Regions from separate parts of the Homo sapiens genome. Here region 2 is linked to region 1. The links are chromatin contacts, found by Hi-C in ENCODE. All regions are on one chromosome and are shown on one strand. The core of a region is the stretch at or near the end of the contact, and the rest is flanking DNA. Distances in the headings are between cores, read along the strand shown.

Region 1 (6,448 bases), core at 1,924-4,423:
AATACAAAATAATAAAGTTCACAGAAAATCCAGATTCCTAAACATGGTTTTAAAAGCTCTCCACAATCTGGCCCCTAATCACTTTCCAAACCTTCTTGGCCTATTCTTTTTAGACTCAAGTCACTAATGGTCAGCCATTCTCCAAATATGTCTTATATTCTCTCTTCTCCATGTCTTTACTTATTCGAACACTTTTCCCTGAAAAGTGCCTCCTACCTGTTGAAAGTTCTGGTGAAAATCCCACCTCTTCTGTGAAGTGTACCCCTTCCACACACAGCCAACTTTATCACCTCTTAGTCCTAATAAATACATTGTACCTTTATTGAAGCACTTCCAAAATCTAGCTGTCATTATATATATTTAGGCATGCCAGTCATTCAGAACCTCTCTTCTCTGGAAAGGACTCTTAAACACAGAAGACAGCCTCACTGTCACATCTGCGCTATGTAATCTGTCCTCACCCAACCAACCCCAATAAATGTTAGCCCTGGGACAGGCACTGGGTGAAGTCCAGCCTTTCAGAGTTCTTTCCTTCTCTGAGGCACAATATGTGATGTGAGACATGCAAGCTACCTGTAACTATGAAACCCAACAAATGGAGTAAGACAATATGAAAAAATGGAACTAATAAGGAATAAGAAACAAAAGCAAAAGATAGAACTACAAGTTGTTCCAGGTTCCAATTGTCCCCGAGTCCCAGGTATATCCTTCCCCTTCCCAGCAATATGAGTTATTCCATTATCCATTCAATAAACTATTTTTCCCTAAGATTAATTTAAGTTAGATTTCTGTCATTTATAAACAAACAAATCCTAATATACAACATAACTGAGCTATAAACTTCTGGAAATAGAGACCATGTAATTCATCTATGTATCACTACCCACAGTGTCTGAAATAATACCTGGCACAGAGTAGATGCACAATAAACGTTTGCTAAACTAAGCTACATTAAACAATTCATGTATGTTTGACAAAAGGAGAAGGAAAAAATAGGAACAGTGGGAAAAGAAAAACAAAGAAAGGAGTGGAAATAGAGAGAACCGGAATAACTCTACAGTCAATGAAAGAGGTAATGATGACCTAATTGTTTGCTTTTTCGCATATTTCAAAAAGCATATTTCAAAAGCAGCCACCATTCAAAGCAGCCCAGAAATTATCAGGACTAACCCACTTAGCACAGGTAGATAAGGTAATAGAATGGGAAGCCAACAGATGTTAAGTAGGAAGTTCAGAAAAGAGAAATGAAAGAATTGCTAAGAAAATATGATGAAAACCCAATAAGACTAAGGCATTAAAGAAACTGGAAGATGAAAGTTTCTATTATCTATTCTTGTCCAATATCTACCTTTATCACCAACAGTATGTAAAGTAATATGCTAGGTTTTATAATAATATAAAATCCAACAACAATCACTGCCACTCAGTGAAATCAACAGACGTGCCAGAGATACTAAATTCAGCAACAAACTATATGCAAAAACACTGTCTTCACTAAAATTTTATTCAGGTATACGTCAGATAAAATAGTATATAGTTTTTCCAACTACCAACTGATATCAAAAAAAGCTGATACCATTGAGGCATTACATGGATGTTTAGCTAAATCTATAGTGCTTCTTGATGCTCTTAGTTGTTTTTCACGTTCTCGGCGGTTCTCAGCCTTCTTCCTCGCACCAGTCTTTTTTTTAGGCATTTTCCCCTATTTTGACACAAGAGAACAGAAAAGATATAATTGACTGACTGCATTTACTATTTTAATAAACTAAGAAATAGTATAACAAAGTGTCCTTTTTCTTGTTAAATGTTAAACTCTATCCTTTCGATAGTTAAGCACATTCTAAGCCTTATGAAACGTTAAGCACATATTATTCCAAATGAAGCGGGTGATCCTTAACGCATTTATTGGCACTAACGATTCTAAAAATGTAAACGTCAAAAAAATTTACCCTAAAAGACAAACTAGTCTTCTTTTCCCACTAAGAAAAAAGTTTCTCCAATGATAAAGTATTCTGCACCTCATTAAAACAAATGAATCATGTATCATTAGCAAAAACAAAAAAATCATTAATAAGAGCATTATTTAGCCAGTTTATATCACTTTTTTGAGCTATATATTCAGATGACCTGACGCTGCCAACACCTTAAGTATAACAAGTTTAATTTTTCCTATGTAATATGTAAACAAAACATCTAACAGTCAACAAATAACACTATTTATTAACTACAAAGTCAAAACATTCTGAAGATATTTAAGGTATTAGTTGCTCTGACTTTAACAAATGCTCTTCCCTCTACACGCAGTGAGCATGTAATTTTAACGGGGTTCAAATTTACGTTTAAGAGTATGTTTAATTTTCATCATTTAGTTGAAATACAAGATTTTTCTAAACTGAAGTTTTCTGAACTGAATGCTCAATTAAAAAAAAAACAAAACAGGTGGTAAGCAGTACGGTAGCAACTGAAAAATAGCCAGATTTAATAGGTGGTTATTTCGGTAACGTAACGCCCAGACCACTAAGGCACCATTCCAATATGTAAAATGACAAAATCTAGAGGGCGTGCTGCCCTGGCCAAAGAACCTCAGAAAATAATCACGAGGTGATCATGCGGATTAACTTTCTGCGTCCTCAGAGATATCCTCTGAATCCTCTGATAAAGTTAAATCTCATTTTTTTTTCCCTCCAGTTTGTTCTGCACGCTCAAAAGAGTGAATCTTCTTCTCAGCCTTATACGGGTTCAAGCCCTTTTCCGGTAACACTCCAACTTCTTGCATGCACTGCGTGTGTCACCAAATGAGGAAACAGGCACGGGGCACTGCGGCTTTAGGAGTCCAGCCTGGAGCTGGAGGACCCAGTGGGGCGGAGGGGCGTCCAGGGGAGAAGCGGCGGAGGTGCCAGGCGGCTCGGGGACCCGCAACGGGGACCCGCAACCGTCACCCGCCCGCGGGACACCCTACCTCGTGCGCGCTCCGGGCAAACCTCGCTCACTTTCGCCGGGAGACCGGACTCACTCAGGGGGCCGAGGGACAGGGAATGGCGTGAGGCCCACCCGCGACAGCAGTAAATCCAACTCGTGGACCAGGACTCCGGGAAAGAAGGTACTAACAGCCAGGGAGGCTGACAGCCGATTCCGGACACTAGGAGACGGACCGGACGTCCTTTTACGACAGCAGCGCCTTACGGCTGACGTCATAGGACGGGAGCCGCCCACCTCTGTTCGCTCCGCCCCTTCCCCGCCCACTCCTGCGGGGGCCAATGCCCCATTCCTAAGCAGAGGATCTGCAGAAAAGGAAGGGAATGCGAGGGAAAATAGGGAAGCAGAAGGAGGGAAAGCAGGGGAAGGCCCCCTCAGTTTTACTTTTTTAGAAAAAGGAGAAATCTAAAAGGAAGAGGAAAATGAACTCACAGACTTGGTACTGGATCAATTGACTCAAACAGCAAATTCATGTTGAATTCTGTTGGAAACCTTTCCCCACCTCTACATCTTGCGTGCCTCACATCCCACCTTTTCTTGGTTGCTGCGCAAACTGTGCCTTCAGTTGCCTGATGAACTTCCGTACCAGCCTCCCCTGTCTCTTATTTCTGTTATGCCCTCTGGATTCCATTCCTTTGTGAACAAATCATCCCACATTCTCTACCTCTAATGTGTAATCTGCCTGCTTTTAACTGAAACCTGATGATCCTCCCCCTGCATCAGAATCTCCTTCCGATCAAGCACCTCCACCTTTGCATAGCCGACCAAGCTGGGTTTCCTAATCTCTTTCGGAGCTCTGCCGCACTTAGGATTCAGTACCAGGCCTATTCCTGTGCTTTTCCTGCCCTCCCCCTGCAGGAGATAAAAGCCTCTTTATTTGGACCAAAGAGGCCTTCTGGAATTTACTCTTAGATTTTGATAGCCAATTAACCATCTCAGCCTTTTGCTATTTTCAAAGAATCAATTTTACTTAGCAATAACAGTCAATGCCACTGTCATTAAGGTTACTATTTCCCTCATAGTTCTCAAATGCCTGATACATTTTACCTACTCGTATATAAATTAGAATACCACCCCAGTTACGTTAGAATACCACCCCAGTTTCATTACTGATGAAAGTTGTAACTATTGCACTGTTACCTTGTGCCGAGGTCTGTGTGTCCTACACCTACCACCGAGGGGGTCCTCATTGATAGTCACATGGCCTGTGATTCGAATCATAAATCCCATCTTAGCCTAACTTGAACCACTCCTGACACCAACTGTTTTAGGTTGGCTTCCCCAGGAAGCATACTCTGAGTCAGAGAAGAGTATAATGAGTATGTTAGGGAATGCTTTGGGGAACAACATCTGCAGGAGAAATGGAAGCAGGATTGAGCAGAGGGAAGAGTTGACCTGCAGTGACGTCTCAGTGAAGGCCTCGTTTTGAATCTGGGATATCCCTTCAGAGTTGTCTTGAGTTAGGGGAACTGGGCTGGACCTTTATACACCTATGACATTTAGTCACTGGATGAACGCTGCCAAAGGAGAAGAGTGCAACCTTGGGTTAAAGGACTCCTGAAGATGGCCAAGAGCTGGATTGTGTTGGCTTGCTGCACTCTCAGCAGCTCAGGAAATAAGTCTTTCATTGAGGAAGAGGGATCTGGGTAGTGCCTGCCAGTATTCACTACCAAGAGTGATGGCAAAATAAATATTCTGACAAAGACAAAGAACCTTTACTATTCACAGATACTCAGTGAAAGAATTTCAAAGGGCAGTCTTCACAAGATGAAAATGGAATTTAAAAGGCAGGAGGGAATACAAAAAGTAATAATAATCAATTTATTTAATATATAGGGTAAATCTAAAACATTATATAAAACGACAAAATTATAATAAGCAATTTGGGATATGAAAATTATAAGGAACTGAAATATTCTATAAATTCAATGCAATTCAAATCAAATCCTCATATAGATTTTTTTAATGGAATTTGGTTAATTGCTCTCTCAAATTCATAGGAACAATTAAAGATTGAAAAGCCCAGACCATTTTAGTTATACAAGCAGAAGGATACTTTTATTTATTATAAAGCTCTAGTAATTAAAACAATATTGCATAGTTTCAGGTGTCAGCAAATAGACAAATGCAACTGAATAGAAAGCCTAGATACAGACTCACATACATTTGGATATTTGGCAAATGGTATGGGTTGCATTAGCATCAGTAAGAAGACAGGTATTATTCAATAAATGAGGCAAAGACTATTGGCGATCCATATGGAGGAAGATAAAATTAGATCCCTATTAACAGCACATATTTAATAAGTCCTAGGTGGAAGGACCTAAATATACAAAGCAAAAATAAAACTATTTTAAGAAAACATAGGAGAATGCCTTTATGATATTAAAGTAGAATGATTTATTAAGACACACACAAAAAAACAAAAAATTTAATGAACAATGAATTCAATAAAATTTAAAAACTTCAGGATGATTAAAGACATAAAGTAAAAAGGCAAATGAAAATGAGGGGAATGAATTTTGACACCCATGTAACTGACAAAAGATTTATATACAGAATAAATGACACCCATAAGATTGTCCAAAATGTAAAAGCCTGGCAGATCAAAGTATTGGTGAAAGGCGGATAAACAAATTTTAAGCAATTCTACTGGGAGTATAAATGTTAAACCTGTTTTGGAGAACCACATGGCAATGTTAAGTAAACGTAAATATGTGCAAAACTAAAGATTCAACCATTGTCCTTCTAGGTTTCTACCATAAGAAATTTGCGTACAAATATACAATGATACCATAGCACAGTTCAACAGCAAAAATTTTTAAGCAACCTATCTTTTATTAGGAAAAGGAACAAATTGCATGCTATCTATATAGCAATTAAAATTCATAGACTTTATAAGCATCAATATGGACTAATTCCTAAATTTGGGGGAGATATTTGGTGAAAAATCAAATTGGAATGCCGCATATGTAAAACTGTAAAGCAAAAATCAGTTGTATACATTATCATTTACGAATACACACACACACACACACACACACACACACACACACACACACACACACATACCTTGTAAAAGTACCAAAAGATGCCTGGAAATGTTACTAACTTCAGATTATGGTTACCTCTGGAGAGGGAAGAAAAGATGTATGATGTGGAGTGTTAGCCATACTTTTAGTTTTCAGAACAATACTAATTTTAAAACATATATATTAATAATCCTCAACAGCCACCAGAATGGCTAAGATTAAAAGACTGGCAATACCAGCGACCAAGTATTTATTGGTAAAGACGTGGAGTTACTGGAACTCTCATCCAGTTTTGGGGGTTGTAAATGGACTACCACTTTGAACATTATTTAGCTTCATGTGTTAAAGGATATATATATATATCTCCAAAATGCATACCTGTATTTACTACAATATATGTAAAATAGGCCAGGCATGGTGGCTCACGCCTGTAATCCCAG
Region 2 (5,949 bases), core at 1,213-3,712, 1.9 Mb after region 1:
CAGCCTGGGCGACAGAGCGAGACTCCGTCTCAAACAAACAAACAAAAAAAAGTGCTAACACTTGAGAAAATCTCCATATGAACCAGATATTAGACAATATTAGAGAATGATTGTTATAAGTATACAAGACGATGTCCTTATTCTTAGGAGATGCTTGCTTAAGTATTTAGAGATGAAGTTTTTTGTTTTTGTTTTGAGACAGTCTTCCTCTGTTGCCAAGGCTGGAACTGCAACCTCCACCTCCCGGGTTCAAGCGATTCTTGTGCCTCAGCCACCCTAGTAGCTGGGACTACAGGCGAACACCACCATGCCTGACTAATTTTTGTATTTTCAGTAGAGACAGGATTTCACTACGTTGGCCAGCCTGGTCTCGAACTCCTGACCTCAAGTGATCCATCTGCCTCAGCCTCCCAAAGTGCTGGGATTACAGGCATGAGACACCGTGCCCAGCCTAGAGATAAATTTTACATCTACAACTTACTTTTATACAAATGTATATATACATATACATAGGGAGAGAGAAAGCATATATGGCAAATAAATATAAGTAAAGGTTTATGAGTGTTCCTTGTTCTCTCAACTTTTCAGTTTCATTTTTTTCAAAATAAAGAATTGTGAAAAAGAGATTAAAGATAAATTGCTATTCTAAACTTATGTTACAGTTCTACCTGCACACCAATTAGTCTTTTTAAGGGTTTAAAAGTAACTTTTTTCCTAAAACTATTTTACAGCTCCACCTACACTCTTAGTCTTAAAACAAAACAAAATTCCAGTAAGAATTTCAAGGTAACAGTTTTGCGACACTGCATGTGACTTTCTAATGTTTTTCAAAATGAATTCACTAAATCTGTAGGGCATATGGACACTTTTGTAAAATCAAAGTTAGTTCAAATGGATGATTATTCATTTCTAGAAAAACTGAATCCCCAGAGTTGTTCTACTTTTCAAACAGGTGAAATAAATTATAACTGCGGGGGAAAAGGCTAACACTTTCACACACACATCCCAAATTTTAAAAGTCTTAAATTTGGCAAATACAGTTAATTCTATCATAAGGAAACGTTTGCGTGAAAGGGGGAACCCACATACTAAATGCCAAACAAAAAATGTGCTACAATGTGTTAATTATAGCTCCAAGGCTACAGGACATATTTTACAATGTAAACAGTCCCTGCAAACATCAATGCATTTATGGTTTAAAAAAATACAAACTGCACACATTTGAACCGTAGGGAATAAGTCTGAGCTAGCGTCAACAAAATCCATCTCAAAAGTTCTTATATTCTCATTTCTCTGGTAAGTTTTTGCATGTGTTAATATACTTCAGTGTATAAGAAAAGTCTAGGTCTGCAACGTTTCAACTAAAGACTCAACTTTTTACTTCCTACCGAACCGCCCCCTCGCAATGGGCCCCACCTCCCGAGAAGAGTGACGGGGTGGGGCTGTTTCCCGCTCGGAAACTAAGAAATAAATGCCTCATCCCTACTCCAGAAACGAGAACAACGGAGGCAGAGGAGCTGAAGACTCCAGTATGCAACTGACTACAAGGAGGTAGTCGTTTGAAAAGCTTTCTTTCCTTCTCTGAACTCCTTCTTTCCCTCCTCTCAGGTCATTGGGTGACCCCGGGCCGGGCGGAGACAGGTGAATCCCAAGAGAGGAGGAAGAGGGAGGGACAGATGATGGAGGGAGAACCGCGTTTAGGCAATGAATGAGCCTGCTGCATCCGCACCACCTGTTCCTTCCAAGGGTGCCACCCCGACCTGCCAGCAGGGTTCCCACACCAACCGGGCCGCGACTCCTGCCGGTGTCGCCCACTTGCCCGCCAAAGGCCGGGCCTCTTCTCCCCCAGATCGGGGAGAATGAGAACCGGCAGTCTAGAAGCCGGGAGGTCGGGGCCTAGTCCGGAACCAGGGCCTCAAGCGTGGGGATGGAATGAAGAAGCCTGTGGTCCCTGGCGCGCGGGCCATAGTAGGAACCACAGAGAGGGAGCAAAGCAATGCATTCGGCCTGACGAGAGCTATGAAGGCGGGGTCCCGGGCGGGAGTGGCTCAGTGCCCGCCGGGCCGAGGTTAGGGGTGACAGGCCCGGTTACCGGCTAAATCCTCCCCACCGCTTGCCCGGAGCCTCACACTTACCAAGATCCGCTTGAAGAGCGCATTCTCCTTGGGCGGGAGGCTCACGGCCGGCATCGTTCCGGCTGCTCCCGCTGCTCCCGCCACCACCCGGCTCGGTCAGTCAGTTTGTCCGACCGCCGCCGCTGCCGTTCCGTAGCTGCTTCAGCCTTGAATATCTCGATCCGCCGCCACCACCAGGCCTCGGGTGTCGCCGCGTTGCCCTACCCGGACACCTCCTTTTTCCTCGTTGTCTTTTTTCCTTTCTCACTTAACGCTGCCGCCGCCTCCCCCACTACGGGTCTCCGTCGGCGGTTCACGTGGTAACTGAACAGACCGACAGAGGCAGCCAAAATGGCGGACGCGGAGGGTTTTCCCACCCGGGTCACGCTTCCTAACACGCAGGCGCGGTGACCTCCTTTCCCCACCTCCTCTGGGTTTCGGAGCTTGCCGGGAAACCTGGAGGCTGGCCTGCCTGTGGAGGCCGGGAGGGTCGGGGCAGGCCCCGCCCATCATTTCAGTGCGTGGTACCCTCGAAGCGCCCGCGGAGCTACGGGAGGCTAGGCAAGTACGGTTCAGACCGCCTCCTCATCAAAAACAGCCTCTCTGGCGCCTTCCTGCTAGATCGACCTTTCATTCCTTGGAAAGAGTCTCGCACACTGTGTGATCATCGTTTGAGCCCAAAGTGCTAAAATACAGGTGTAGGTGTTTGAGAAGCGCTGTAGTTGATTATGGACGAAATGCCTAATTTAAGGAGCAGAGGCGGAGTGGAAAATGAAAAAAGCTTCACCGCAGTGGAGACTTGTTAACAGCCCTGGGGAGAAAGGGGCTTAACAGAGTCTGGAAATCGTGAAAGAGCTTGACCGATGAAATGGGCCTGGCTGTCGTATCGGTAATTTGGTGAATGTTGCTTAAGATCAGCCTGGAAAGGTAGTTAGTCAGATCCGAAGTGACATATTTGCACTGCCAAAGGAGGCTCTGGAGGTTAAAGTATGTGTTTTAATTTCGTTGTTGAGGCCATATAATGCAGAGTTGACGGACCGACCTTATGAGTCACCTTGGAGCGGAGTAGTGGAGACTTAAAGACAGACTACCCTGGAGCTGGCTTCAAACTAGTTCTTAATATTGTGACTCGAACTCCCCATCCCCAGAAATTCTCAGATCTTAGAAGCCAAAGACTGGCAAGGATACTAGAGGGAACTACTCGAGTAGGCGAGGTCAGACTACATACCGAATAGGAGTCCTTCCAAAAATGTAAGTCATTTCATTAACAGCTGACCGTAAAACTTTTTCAAAGTGGCATTCCATTGATCTAAAAATTTTCAAGTTATATGAGCCACTTTTAACCTTTGGTTTTTGATTACCTCTTTCCAAATCCTGATTTCACTCTGTAGCATTCTTTGCATCATGAATTATTAAACAATATGTGCGTGTTTTTTACTGTTTTAAATTTATTTGCAAAGATATTTTAATTTTCAAACTTCTCTTAACTGTCCCTGAAAGGTGTGAGTTGAGATACATGTTTCCCAATATAAACTTGGGTTTTGTAGCTGCTATATTGATTGTCCTCGCCCTTCACCGGGGTCATAAATAAGGTTTTTAACAGTCAAATCCTGGAGTTTCCTTAAATTCTGTGATCTCTCTTCAAAAGTTTGAGAAAAATCATATATACAGGAAACTATGTTTCAGTTTGAAATATGGCCAGTATTTTAACCTTAACTTTATAAAACTAAGAACAAGCTTATAATTCATTTTTAAGCTGTTACTTAGTAATAACCTGCAAAATTCACTGCCCCAAGAGATCTTTCAACTGTCTGAACTATTGAAAGACAGAAAAAATAGTCTAAATGCAGTTGATAGTTTTAGCTTGGATTTCCAAATCTCTGGCTTCATATCCAAATTTCTGGCTTCATATCCAAAAATCCCTACAGCAATACTATTTGCTATAGTTCTCTAAATTTCTCCTGTAAAGAATATTCTATTTTCCTTCAGAGGAAGAAAATTTCTGGTCTTTGAAACAATCAGTAGCTTCCACCAGAACCTGAGTACCTGATTAGATGAGCCAGAAATAGAGTTTGGCAAATGTTACATTCTTTTTGGGTGATGACAAAGAAATGGCAATTTTAAAGGCTCGGCAAATACTAGTCTGATTCAACATTTAACTGATTCATTTGCTAGTTAAAATGCACCTACAGATAACAGTCTGACCACACAGTAGCCTGAATTGAATAAAAAAATATATATTTACTCTGATCACCACAATTTCACAAATAGAGATCCCATTTGAGTTATACTGTAAGTAACAGCCATGCTTTCAGAAAGTTAACATATCCAAGGCTATATGCTGCCGCTGCTGCTGCTGATGATAGTTAATTCATCTTACCCCATGTGCTTGCATGTCACTATGTTCCAAATGCTAACTCTAAAAAATATTAACCAAAAAGAAAGAAATAAAATCATTTACCTTGCAAACTTTAATTCTACAAAAGGGATATGTTGAGTGAAATTTCTCCATATATGTAAGATGTTCTCTATTGAGACTGTTACATCTTATTAAGTACTTGGATCTTATTTAAAAAAAAAAAAAAGGCTGGGCTTGGTGGCTCACACCTGTAATCCCAGCACTTTGGGAGGCTGAGGCGGGCGGATCACAAGGTCAGGAGTTCAAGACCAGCCTGACCAACATGGTGAAACCCCGTCTCTACTAAAAATACAAAAATTAGCCGGGTGTGGTGGTGCGTGCCTGTAACCCCAGCTATCCAGGAGGCTGAGGCAAGACAATCGCTTGAACCTGGGAGGTGGAGGTTGCAGTGAGCCAAGATCGCACCACTGCACTCCAGCCTGGACAACAGAGTGAGACTACATCTCAAAAAAAAAAACATAGGCCAGGCATAATGCCTCATACCTATAATCCCGACACTGGGAGGCTGAGGCAGGAAGATCGCTTGAGCCCAGAAGTTTGAGACCAACCTGGGCAACATAGTGAGACCCTGTCTCTACAAAAAAATTTTAAAATTTGCCAGGTGTGGTGCTGTGAGCCTGTAGTCCCAGCTACTTTGTGGGCTTGGGTGGGAAGATTCCTTCGGCCCCAGAGGTCGAGACTGCAGTGAGCTGTGATGACACCTCTGCTCTCCGGCCTGGGCAACAGAGCTGAGACCTTGTTCCAAAAAAAAAAAAAGAATATAAAAGAAATTCATGTATTTGTCACCTAGATTTAACAAATGTTAACAATTTGCTATTGCTTCTGGGTTTTTTTTGTGTGTGTGTATAGACAGGATTTCTCAATGTTGCCCAGGCTACTCTTGAACTCCTGGGCTTAAGCAATCCACCCACCGCAGCCTCCCAAAGTGCTGGGATTATAGATGTGAGCCCCAACGCCCGGCCTGCTGCTGAATCTTTTTTTTTTTTTTTTTTTTTGAGACAGAGTTTCGCTCTTGTCGCCCAGGCTAGAGTGCAATGGTGCGATCTCAGCTCACCGCAACTCTGCCTCCTGGGTTCAAGCGATTTTCCTGCCTCAGCCTCCCGAGTAGCTGGAATTACAGGCATGCACCACCATGCCCGGCTAATTTTGTATTTTTAGTAGAGACAGGGTTTCTCCATGTTGGTCAGGCTGGTCTTGAACTCCCGACCTCAGGTGATCCGCCCGCCTCGGCCTCCCAAAGTGCTGGGATTACAGGCGTGAGCCAGGGCGCCCAGCTGCTGAGTCTTAAAAAATAAAAACTTATAGATACATCTTGGTGTGTGGGGAGGTGGGAGGTTGTTGGTTTTTTTCTTTTGTTTTGTTTTTGTGACAGGGTCTCACTGTGTCACCGAGGCTGGAGTACAGTGGCAGAGTCTT

What was found. Hi-C counts contacts between places; a loop is a spot of excess contacts on that map. Pooled maps may share reads with other maps.
Region 2: a loop to region 1 is called in a map of ascending aorta, with 11 times the contacts of the local background. The contact joins the promoter of NAA15 here to the promoter of ZNF330 in region 1. A Hi-C loop is called at or near these places in 2 of 168 maps with a recorded cell type or tissue (ascending aorta and naive thymus-derived CD4-positive, alpha-beta T cell) and 8 of 50 pooled maps.

What each region holds. Positions count from the first base shown.
Region 1 is chr4:141,217,620-141,224,067 of GRCh38, reverse strand. It overlaps ZNF330 (zinc finger protein 330), which reads right to left and starts at 3,173. Exons shown (of 10, transcript NM_014487.6): 1 at 2,960-3,173; 2 at 1,577-1,702. The coding sequence starts at 1,696. RefSeq lists enhancers at 2,377-2,881, 2,882-3,388.
Region 2 is chr4:139,298,018-139,303,966 of GRCh38, reverse strand. It overlaps NAA15 (N-alpha-acetyltransferase 15, NatA auxiliary subunit), which reads right to left and starts at 2,462. Exons shown (of 20, transcript NM_057175.5): 1 at 2,136-2,462. The coding sequence starts at 2,189. NDUFC1 (NADH:ubiquinone oxidoreductase subunit C1) reads left to right here and starts at 1,490. Exons shown (of 6, transcript NM_001184989.2): 1 at 1,490-1,551. RefSeq lists enhancers at 2,412-2,471, 2,952-3,071.